Linked DNA regions of Mus musculus: all the other regions are linked to region 1. A link is a contact called in ENCODE Hi-C or POLR2A ChIA-PET data. All regions are on one chromosome and are shown on one strand. Each heading gives the region's core, a stretch centred on a gene start or an enhancer-like site at or near the end of the contact. The rest is flanking DNA. Distances are from core to core; before and after follow the strand shown.

Evidence for each region. Hi-C counts contacts between places; a loop is a spot of excess contacts on that map. ChIA-PET counts read pairs that join two places held with the same protein, here RNA polymerase II (POLR2A).
Region 2: a loop to region 1 is called in a map of heart, with 5 times the contacts of the local background. The contact joins the enhancer-like site here to the promoter of Rrbp1 in region 1. A Hi-C loop is called at or near these places in 9 of 37 maps with a recorded cell type or tissue (adrenal gland, heart and left cerebral cortex). POLR2A ChIA-PET finds 5 or more read pairs at or near these places in 3 of 5 experiments (Patski and embryonic stem cell).
Region 3: a map of heart shows a loop between it and region 1 (4-fold over the local background). The contact joins the enhancer-like site here to the promoter of Rrbp1 in region 1. A Hi-C loop is called at or near these places in 23 of 37 maps with a recorded cell type or tissue (CH12.LX, CH12F3, Patski and 7 more). POLR2A ChIA-PET finds 5 or more read pairs at or near these places in 3 of 5 experiments (Patski and embryonic stem cell).
Region 4: POLR2A ChIA-PET joins it to region 1 with 22 read pairs in Patski. The contact joins the enhancer-like site here to the promoter of Rrbp1 in region 1. POLR2A ChIA-PET finds 5 or more read pairs at or near these places in 3 of 5 experiments (Patski and embryonic stem cell).

Annotation. Positions count from the first base shown.
Region 1 is chr2:144,009,832-144,012,531 of GRCm38, reverse strand. It overlaps Rrbp1 (ribosome binding protein 1), which reads left to right and starts at 1,269. Exons shown (of 24, transcript NM_024281.2): 1 at 1,269-1,533.
Region 2 is chr2:144,162,726-144,165,425 of GRCm38, reverse strand. All of the region lies in intron 2 of Banf2os (a long non-coding RNA gene), which reads left to right. Among named protein-coding and RNA genes, the nearest start is that of Gm5535, 25 kb to the left of the region's middle. Within about 2 kb of position 1,250, at least 1 of the 3 ENCODE cell types and tissues checked has a DNase peak (open chromatin) inside an H3K27ac peak, as active enhancers do; it is heart, where a contact is called at or near this core.
Region 3 is chr2:144,214,058-144,216,757 of GRCm38, reverse strand. No RefSeq gene overlaps it. Among named protein-coding and RNA genes, the nearest start is that of Banf2os, 7.5 kb to the right of the region's middle. Within about 2 kb of position 1,342, at least 1 of the 3 ENCODE cell types and tissues checked has a DNase peak (open chromatin) inside an H3K27ac peak, as active enhancers do; it is heart, where a contact is called at or near this core.
Region 4 is chr2:144,142,710-144,145,409 of GRCm38, reverse strand. All of the region lies in intron 2 of Banf2os (a long non-coding RNA gene), which reads left to right. It also overlaps the pseudogene Gm11687. Among named protein-coding and RNA genes, the nearest start is that of Gm5535, 45 kb to the left of the region's middle. Within about 2 kb of position 1,254, at least 1 of the 3 ENCODE cell types and tissues checked has a DNase peak (open chromatin) inside an H3K27ac peak, as active enhancers do.

The DNA of each region.
Region 1 (2,700 bases), core at 20-2,519:
AAAATGGTTATAACCTAAACTTAAGCTGGCATGGTGTTTCATGCCTTTAATGCCAGTACTCAGAAAACAGAGGCAGGAGGAACTCTGTGACTTTGAGTTCTAGGCCAGCCTGTTATACAAAGCAAGTTGTGGGACAGCCACATAGTGAGACCTTGACTCAAAAAAAAAAAAAAAAAAAAAGAAAAGAAAAGCACTTAAAGTTAAGTTATTTCAATTGAACTTGGTTTTGAAGAGAGGCTTTTGTGTTGATGAGATGGCACAGGGAAACTACTTTTAAGTACTTTCTATGCAATCTGACTGAGTTTTGATCCCTAGAAACAGCCATGGAAGGAGAGAATCAAGCAGAGAGTTGGTGCATGGTGGCATATGCACCCCTCTTCTAAGTAGGTGTTGGTTGTTGTTTTTTTGTTTTTATAAAGGGGTAGCTGGCTAATATTTGGAGTATCACTAGATCAATTTCCTGGGTTGCTATCATATTTTCTTGGGCCAAAACCTCATGGTCCCAACATCTGAAATCAAGTGTCACAGGATGGATGTAACTCTGCTGTGTGATTTGTACAAGGACAGTATATTATTCTGTTTAGGGAGTGGCTTTTCTTATCAAAATTTCCACCTCTATTTCTTTTGTTCTTTCCAGGTCTTCCACCTCAATTCTCCCACTTATTCAGTAAAATATGGAATGCAGAATGCAGTGCCTTTACGGATAGATAAGGCCCCATCCTCCCTGCTCTGACCCTTGCAGAACTCTTCTTTAGACCCAGAGGCTGGTGCTTTGTGTGACGTTATTTGGGTTTAAATAAGGCATTTTCCCAGTTGTTCACGGTTTGTGCAGTCCTCCTGAGGGTAACATTCACGGCCACCTCAGCCCGGCAGTGTGGAGGAAAAGAGCAGCCTGCGGCCAAGGGGATTCGAACCGCAGTCTATCGGCCTAGGCGGAGCCAAATCCGAATAAGCGGTGGCGTGGAGAGCGGAGGCCTGGAGTGGGCGGGACCGGCAGAGGACCTCCCTAGGTGGGCGGGGAGTTAGAGACCCGCCCCCGCGCAGAGCTGAGAGTTGCGCTGCGCGGCTCCGCCCCTCTTCGGCCCCGCCCCCCGCGGCTCCCCGCAGCTCCTCCTCTCTCTCATTGGCTGAGACGTAGACCCTCCTTTTTGGCCAATGGTCGCCACCGCGGCGCGGCCGTCCGCGGTCTGATTGGTCAGAGGCCGGCAGAGTGGCGGCTAGTGAACCAATAGGAAGAGGCAGCTCGATGAATGGCTGGTCCGGGTGGGGAAGGCAGGAGGCGGCGATCCCGGCGGAGGGGGCCGTTCGCCAGCTCCGAGGCAGAAAGTGCCACGACTCCACACACGCGCACGCAGCCAGCGAGCGGCCGGAGCGGACGGCGGACGGGGCGGACGGCGCCAGGGTCGCAGTGTGTGCAGCTGCTCAGGGGCGGCTTCTCGGTGGAGGCTCGGCCGGCTCCCCTCTTGCGGTTCCGCGGCGGCGGCGGCGGCTGCTCTTGCCCTCTCGCTCTCCCTCTCGCGTCTCCCGCTGCAGGTAAGAAACTTGGCCGGGCCCTGCAGCGGCGGCGGCGGTGGAGGCGCGCGGGCTGGGCCGTCGGGGCGCCGGGCCGGTCGCGCCGCGAGTGACACGTCTCCTCGGCGGCCCCTCCCCCGGCGGCGCCGGCCCGCACGCCCGCCCTGGCGGTAGCCGCGGCCCCTCGAGTGGGACGGAGCTGCGTGTGCCAGGCCGAGCCCGTGCAGGGGCGTCGGCCGAGCGCGCCCCTCGGGGTGGATTCCCCCGGCCGGCAGGCCAGGAGCTGCGGCGGCCCCGCGGCACGACGTGGCGACCCCTCCCTCTCGGCCGGGCCGTCGGGCCGGCCCGCGCGCTCCGAAGTTGGGCTAAGAAAGTTGGCGGCGGGGCGGGGCGGCGCACAGCTGGCGGAGGAAGGGGTTAAGTTTCGGGAAGCCACCGGATGACGTTGCCGGGCCGGAGTCCGGGCCGGAGGGGGTTGGGGGGGCGGAAGGCGGTGGGCCGGCCTGGGACGAGGGCTGAGACTGGATTGGCGACGCGGGGGCCCAGAGCCCCGGGCTGCGGGCTGTGGCCACAGGACACGTCGGCAGCCCCGACGGGGCGGGCGGGGGCCACAGGGCTCGCCGCGGGTGCCGTCCGGGACTGGCCGTAGCAACTTCCCGGAGTACGGGATGAGGCTCCCTGCTCCCCCTGGCGGCAGGGCCGCAGCACCGTTTCACGGCGGGTCCTCGCGGAACCGGCACGAGGGTGCGGGACCTGGCCAGGGTTGGGGCCACCCGGGGTCCTGCCTGGCGTCTCTTTCCCGCGCCCATGATTAGTGGACCCGTGGTGCTAGGCCTGGGCGGAAGTCGGCACCTCCGGCCCGGCGGGCCAAGCGCCCTGGCACTGGGCCCGCCGTCTGTCCCGGCCCGCCAGGCTCCCCGGCAGTGCCCGGGGAAGGGAGGCCGGTTGACCCGGGCTTACTGCAGGCTGTGCAGGATGCTTCAGAGACTCTTTCCCGTAGGTGTCACGCTTCGTCGACAGTTGCTAACCAAATGCTTTCTCTCAGAGGTTTCCCATTTCCCCATCTGAGAGACAGCAGTGGAGACCCAGCACGTGTAGGGAGTAGCCAACTGGTATTGACTGTTCTTGTGGGATGTGTGTTTAGGGACGTGAGAGACAAGGGAACAAGGTGGAGCCTGGCTTGCACTG
Region 2 (2,700 bases), core at 1-2,500, 150 kb before region 1:
GAGACAGAACGGAGGACAGGGCCTGGGAAGGAAAATACAGGGCAGAAGGAAGCGAAGAGATCACAGCATCTTAGGGGTGTGTACAGGTGTGTGTGTGTGTGTGTGTGTGTGTGTGTGTGTGTGTGTGTGTGTGTGTGAGTGTGTGTGTGTGAAGTCCCTTCTGCGCGCTCCTCCAGGACTGGAACGTGGCAGCTCTCCACCCTCCTGTAGTCATCCCTAAATCCTTAGCTCACCGCGGGGAGGGGCCCGGGCTGGAATCCCTCTAGCTGAGCAGGGCCGCTCCTGTGGCCAGATTGCGGTGATGGGGAGGCTCAAGGATACTGGCTCCACTTAACCTCCATGCCTGGACCTCCTCTAGCAGTCTGGTCTTTGTATTCCACTTTCAGCTTCTCTGGGGAGTTCCTCTCTGTTGTAAATTCCCAAAGGACAAATATACCCACAAAGGCAGGGGACATCTGTATAAACGACCAGCAAGATCCCCAGGGAAGCAAAGCTGACCAGTCTAAAAGGTGTTTAAACTAGCTGATAATTTTTAACGTACAATTAAGGGTGCCCAATTAAATTTGACTTTAAGATGGGCAATAAATTACGTTTTATCATAAATTTATTGTATGAAATATTTGATGAAAGAGTGTCTGAAATAATGCATGGCAGACAATAAAAATTATTCGTCGTTTAAAATACAAATCGAACCAGGCACTGGGCATTTTTATTTGCTAAATCTGTCAGTGCTAATTCCTTCGTTCCTTGCATTTAAACTCTTGGAATTTGGTATTCTTCCCTCTCCAGGTCTCCTCCCCTAACCAGCTTCCTTCCTTTTTGCTTTTTGGTGAAGACGTGGTTTCTCTGATACTGTCTTTTAATTTCCCTCCTTCTCTGGTTTTATTTACTTTAGCTAACTCACCCTGGGTCTCAATTTAAAAGTCTTTGATGCTACCGTTAGGGCTGGGGTTGAGGCAGCATAAGCTTTAGGGGGTGGGGGGGATTTCTTAAGGACACTGGAAGGAAATTAAACCTCCGAAAATATGCTTGATGCCTCTACGCACCGCCTCTCCTTTCTTTCTAAGGAAAATGTGGGTTGAGCTCAGTTTGTGTCACGGGAGCACAAACAGCTGAATTAAAGCCAAAAGAATTCATTCCTCAAGCCTCCACCAGCTGCAGCCCCGGCCGGCCGGCAGACAAATGTGTTTGTCTCTAGCTCCATGGGTGTTTTTCTCAGGGTTTCCATCCACAGCTGAACTTGTGCAGGGGGACCTTGAACCTGTAGGCTCAGAGGGACTTGAGGGATCTGAGAGATCAGGAAGAGCAGGGTTTCCCACACAGCGAGGCATGTGGCCGTCGTTTAGCAGTCCCCAGCACAGGTTGGCCCAGTCTCACAATGTAAGCTCACAGGAATTGTGACTAAAAACAAACAAAAAGCACCCCCCACACACACCCCCACAAAGCTTTCCCAAATGACTCTAGCCTGAGACCCTGGATACCAGATAGACCAGGGCTTCTGGCTTAGGGGTGGCAGCTGAGCATCCAACTCCCTTCTGGTTGCTAGGGGCAGCTCTAGTGTGCTACCCGTCTGTCTGTTTCTTCTTTGCAGCATCTTCTCTCCTCCACCCTACCCCAGCAGGACCAGCTCCATAAATCACTCTTCAATGGCCCCTCTCTCTCTCCTGTCTTCTTCTCTACTTCTTCTTGGGACACCTCCCTCATCACATACTGCCCTTGAGACCTGCTCCCTCAGCCTGTCGTGGAGACACCTTAGTGTGATGGGTCTGTTATTCTTACTCATAGGCTGCTGTCTGGTTTACCACATGAATTCTTGATGTAAAAGCTGCCAGGGACGGCAGAAGACCCCAGTGTTTGGATTTCTGAGGCTTGGACATTACAAGTGATTGTGGCACAGGGCCTTGTATTAGTGTTTCCAAGCCTAGCTTCTTCAGCTCTGCACTGGGGTTACCTGTCTCAAAAAAAAGAAAAAGAAAATGAAAGAAAGAAAGGAAGGAAGAAAGAAACAAAAAGGAAGAGATGATATTTAGATCCCCCCCCCGCCCCCCCGAGAGATTTGGCCCAACTCAGCTGACTTAGGCCATGGCTTTCCATCTCCCTATGCAGCCCACAGCTTGGCCCCTCTAATCAGTTGGAAGGAAGGCTCTTGAGGGAGATGAAACTGCATGGTGGGTATATTATGTCATGACATTGGTGACCAATAGTCTGGGGAAGCAGCAAGGGACATTCATGCTGATGACAAGACATTTTCCAGGAGAAGCGTTTGACTCCAGGGACACACCGTACTGTATGGTGCAGATCTGAGTCCAGGCTGGGGTGTAAAACTACTGAGATTTCCAGGGTCTTGTGACCCAGGACAACGCAAAACCAAAACAAAAGCAACAACAAGAACCAAACCAGAACACGGAGGTAATAAAAATAGACACCATTTATTAAGAAAGAGAAAAGGACTCCCAAGAATGAGCTACCAACTGGCATACACTCCAGAACACCAGGCCAGGATCTCAGGTCCCTTTACAAGTCATTTGCATAGCACCTGCTTCCGCCATGTTTGTCTGTTTTGGAGCTTCTGCTGTTGTGGTTGTTGCATGTAGCCCAGGTGGGGAAGAGTTTCTAGTTCTTTCTGGCAACAGGCTTCCTTGCTTATATTAGTCATCCCCTGCCCTCTCCACTTGCTCTCCTGCTCTCAGCTCTCACCAG
Region 3 (2,700 bases), core at 93-2,592, 200 kb before region 1:
TGATGAACTCCATAATCCCACCATTTTGGCCAGCTGAAGCAGGAAAATGGCAAGTTTGAGACCAGCCTGGGCTACATAATAAGTAAGACTCTACCTCAAACCAAATAAAACCGCTTATTTTGAAGACACTCCCATGGTCTTTTCAAGGTTCATCAAGCAAGCAGGTTAGTCAGGGGACAGTTAGGAGTCAAGTTTTGTGTTATCCCCATTACCAGAAGGTTCAGAATCAAAGAGACTCACAGAAAAACACGGGACCAGAACACAAGTTGTCTCCACTGCTCGCCCAGCATTCCTAGACAGTCACGCTTTCTGCCACATCTGCTCCATGTCTTATTTCTATTTGTGTGTATTTTTATTTGTAGATGTAAAGACTTTTTTCTAAATCAAGTGACAGTAAATTACAGCTATGACGTCCTTGACCTCCAGCCCATAGCTTTGATGTGTAATTCATAAAGAGAAGATGTCTTACAACAGTGCTGTTGCCTAGGTCAGGAAACTGACATGACTTGACACAATTATCTAATTGTGATTAGATGTCACCAGCGGTCTTTTATAATGTCCTTTATGGCAAAACAAGATCCCATTTCTCCACTGTATTCTGTTGTCCTCTCTCTATTCTTCCAGGTCTTGCATGTCATTGATTGACATTGGTGACATGTGCAGACAATGATCTTGCATCAAGTCCCTTAGTTAGGGTCTGACTGACATTTCTTCATGAGTAGCCTCAGACTGTACACCTTCTGACGATCCTCAGAAAATAATGTCCCTTTCTCTTATCAGCAGGGACAGGAATCGGTTTCTCAGTCTGAAAGAATAAATTCTGATAGTAATATTCCAGGTAAGAAGAAAAAAAAAAAATCTAGACGCATCCAAGGAGCCTGGTTTAGCTCCCAGGAACCACTGCTATTAGCTCTTTCTTTTCACAAACAGGGGGAAGGGTTGAAGGCGGAGGACTTGAAGCAGAGGGGGAGCTACAGAGAGAATAATGGCTAACACTGGGGCCCAGAATGAGCAGAGGCCGGGAAAAGCGCTGAAGGCGACGGAGCGGGCTTTTAAATCGCTTACTTAAAAAACTCTCATTTGTTTCTCTGACACTTAAAAAAAAAAAAAAAAAAAAGGTGCCCACTGTGGAAAAAAAAAAAAACCCAAGGAACAAAGAAGAAAATAGCAAAGCCCTAGTCGATGCAGCCCTGATAATCTTGCAGGCACATGCCTTGCCAGCCGCCAGAAAAGCTCTTTCCAAACTGCTCTGGAAGTAGGAAACTAGCAGAGAAAGCCCCAGCTTCCCTGGGGGACGGTGAGGTCACACTAGCAGAAGCCAGCCCCGAGGACAGCTTTTTTTGTCTTCCTCCTTCACTCTGACGGGGCTGTGTCTGTAGGCCGGGAGGGACAAGCAGCCGGGCACCTTGGAGAATTCAGATCTGCTGCTGTCATATTTGTGGGGCTCTCAGACTGCCTCCATATGTGTGGAGCTAAGAGAGGAGTTCCCTGATTTTTAAAGATAAAAAGGAAGGAGAGTGGGATGCAAACCCTGCCTGTACTTCTTGCTTAGACAGGGGCAACATGCAGGCTAGAGCCAGGTCAGGAAGAACCTTCCCTGAGGACAGAGCTGGGGTCAGGGCGCGCGGGGTGGGCGTGGGAACAGGAGGGGCCCAGGAACAGGTTCTGTCAAATCACTGTCCTCAAGGGTCTGTGCAGCCCTAGGGACAGACCTGGGGACATCCTTGAGCCTGTGGGTTGATATAGGCAGCTGTAGCAAGTATAAGAGGGGGACCAGGTACCCATAGTGAGTCTGTCTGACTTTTGGGGTCCAGATTACCCTATGGTGGGGGGCTCCAGGGCACGGTGGGGAGGGGCTGAGAAACAGCTCTCGGGAACTGGGTCTGAAGGGCTGGGAAATGGTGGTACCTTCCAGCATGCTCACGGTAGATTTAACTGTGCACATACTGTGTGGTGTCTTTAAAACAGCCCAGGCGAACCTTCAACCAGAGGATTATCTCTGGGGGGGACAAAGGAGGAAAGAGAGGGCAAGGTAAGCGAGACAGCATGCAGCCTGTGACTCAGCCACTAGGAGGTGACCTCTGACCCTGCCTCTGTGTGCTCATGGCTTTGTATATCTCTGTGGTATGTGTGTGTGTGTGTGTGTGTGTGTGTGTGTGTGTGTATGTGTGTGTGTATGTGTGAGTGTGTATGTATGTGTGTATGTGTGTGTGTATGTGTGTGTGTGTGTATGTGTGTGTGTGTGTGTGTATGTGTGTGTGTGTATATGTGTGAGTGTGTATGTATGTGTGTGTGTATGTGTGTGTGTGCTCATTGGGTCTTTTAGAGTATGGGACAACAGGACAGTGAGGAATGGCCCATGATGGATTTGTATGCTCCTTAATAAGACTATTATTATTTTGGCTTTTTGGGACATGGTTTCACTGTGTAGCTCTGGCTGTCCTGGAGCTCACTGTGTTGAGCAGGCTGGCCTCGAACTCACAGAGATCCTTCCTTCTGCCTCTGTGTGCACTACCATGCCTGGCCAAGGCTATCTTATTTTATTTTTTTAAATTGTGGTAAAACATAGAACTTTAGAGTTGAGGATGTAGCTTAGTGGTAGAGCCCTTGGCTAGGACACACGAGGACCTGAATTCGATCCCAGTATCAGACAAACGAAAGCATGAAGCAATGACTTTATAGCCTTTACATTGCTGAGTG
Region 4 (2,700 bases), core at 5-2,504, 130 kb before region 1:
ATCTCCGAGCAGGGCTCTGGGGCTGGGAAGGACCACTGAGGGCATTCTCCATTTCCTGCTGTGAGAATGGAGAACTCTTTGGTGGGTGAGGAGTTGACAGGAGCCAGAGAGTGTCATATAACTACCTACTGAAGTCCCTTGTCTCTTTGGGCCTAAGCTCAGCTTCTCCACTTGTAAATAGGGCAGCAGACAAGGCCTTCATGGCAGTTACACTCACTGATGCCCCAGGATCTCCAGTCTTCTGCTCACCCACAGGGTCTATGATATTTGTGCAATGGCAGCCTGGGCAGAGGAAGACATTGAGAAAATGTCCTAGGTCACACCGATGCTACCCACCCCAAAGACATGTCCCAGAGAGTGGTAGCAGACTAGAGTCAGAACAGCCAAGTGTGTGAGGTGTGGGTGGAATGCAGGTTTAAGGCTGGGTTGTCTGCAGCTGGAACAGGCTCTACAGTGGCAGGGATAGGGTGGGGCTGGGAAGGGCCTGGGCTTGAGTGGCCTGGGGTAGAGTTCTGCAGAGCCTTAGAACAGGAAAGTTAAGACTGTTGTCCTGGGATTCATGATAGCCCTCAGGTCAGTGAAGGGACCTGGACTGCCATTTATTGAAGCGTTCATTGCTTGACTGTGATGGTTAAATATTTAGACAGATGGCATGTGGGTTACCTTTTGGACCCTTGTCATAGGCCTGACTGGAGTTCAGGGACGGTGCCATCAGGCCCGGCACATGGCACCTTCAAGCTTATTGTCTGAGAGAGTCAGATGGAAGCTGGGGAGGGGCTGAGGAGAAATGACCAGGTTGTGAGAAGCATTGCCAAGAGCTGCAGGCCATCCCTAACTTTATGGCCCAGTGTGCTCCAAACACAAGCTGCTGCAGAGTTAGATAAACACTGGGATGCTGGGCTTGGAAGTGGAGCCACACGAGGGACAGAGCATGGGACCTTCCAGAAAGGAAGAGAACCTTCAGGATTCCTTTCTGACCCATTAAGGAGAAGCTAACTATGAGGCTGTCATAAGAAGGGGAGGAGGGGAGGGGAGGAGGAGGAGAGGAAGAAGGGAGGAGGAGGAGAGGAAGAAGGGAGGAGGAGGAGAGGAAGAAGGGAGGAGGAGGAGAGGAAGAGAGGAAGGGAGGATGCTTTGTCTCCAGCTCATTCTGGTTTAACTGTGACCCAGGAGCTTCCGCTCACGTCACAGGCTTTCTAGTCCAGGCTCAGGGAGCTATTTGCCTTCTGGCTAGTGGACAAAGGGCCCTCATGACATAAGCTGAGGCTCTAACTGGTCAGTAGAGCAGGTGTTGATAAGTGCTTGGAATGGAATGTCACCCAAAGGAAAGAAAAATGCAGAAGATACTTGAAGCTTAAAGAAAAAAGTATCAGAGCCAGAAGCTCTAGAGGTCGGAGATTCTTTCCAAATCATTCCCACCTCTCAGAGCAGGAAGACTGTGAATTTGGCACCTGGAGTTTCTCTAGCCTCTTGAGGAGCAACGTGGCTGTGTGCCCCATCCCCTCAGATTTGCCTTTCCTTGGCAGAGAACACATTGTCTGAGATGGGTTTGAGGTCATCTTTTCCCTCTGGCAGGGAGATTCTGAAAGCATGAGCTAAGCGCTGTGGGGGAGAAGGAATGTGCATCGTGGACTTGCTGGGCATCCCATCCTGGAAAGAAGCCGGTACGGGCACAGCCTGCTCCATGGGCCTCTTGGAACAGAAGGAGGGACTCTTGGGAGGTGGCTAAGTCACTTTGGTTGTCTGGAGCCCTTCTGATTAAGAAGAGGTTTCGAGCAAGGCAGAACATTTCCAAGGGTTCAGCTGGAGGGACCCAAATTTGTGCTGCACATAATGGGGTAACAGCTATTTGAAAAGAGGACTCTTGTTCCCAAACACTTTCCAGCAGGCTTTATGGAAGTGGAGTGAATATCTTGGAGGAGCTTTGAGGTTACACCTCAGTCTGGGAACACAGACCGGAGGACAGCAGCTGCACTGGAGAGACGGGTGGTTTAAGAGGCCCTGACTCGCCTTCTTCTTCTTCGGGAAAACACCAAATGGCGGATGACGCCGGTGCAGCGGGAGGTTCCGGAGGACCCGGGGGCCCAGGATTAGGAAGCCGCGGCGGCTTCCGCGGAGGATTCGGCGGAATTCGGTCTTAGGGGCCGCGTTCGTGGCCGAGGCCGTGGCCGTGGTCGAGGCCGCGGGGCTCGTGGAGGTAAAGCTGAAGACAAGGAGTGGATCCCCGTCACCAAGCTGGGCCGCCTGGTTAAGGACATGAAGATCAAGTCCTTGGAGGAGATCTACCTGTTTTCCCTGCCTATTAAGGAGTCTGAGATCATTGACTTCTTCCTGGGTGCGTCCCTAAAGGATGAGGTTCTGAAAATCATGCCAGTGCAGAAGCAGACTCGGGCTGGCCAGCGGACCAGGTTCAAGGCTTTCGTCGCTATTGGGGACTACAATGGTCACATTGGTCTTGGTGTTAAGTGCTCCAAGGAGGTTGCCACTGCCATCCGAGGGGCCATCATCTTGGCCAAGCTTTCTATCGTCCCTGTGCAGAGAGGCTACTGGGGGAACAAGATTGGCAAGCCCCACACTGTTCCATGCAAGGTGACAGGCCGCTGTGGCTCTGTGCTGGTGCGTCTCATCCCTGCCCCCAGAGGCACTGGCATTGTCTCTGCTCCTGTGCCCAAGAAGCTCCTGATGATGGCCGGTATAGAT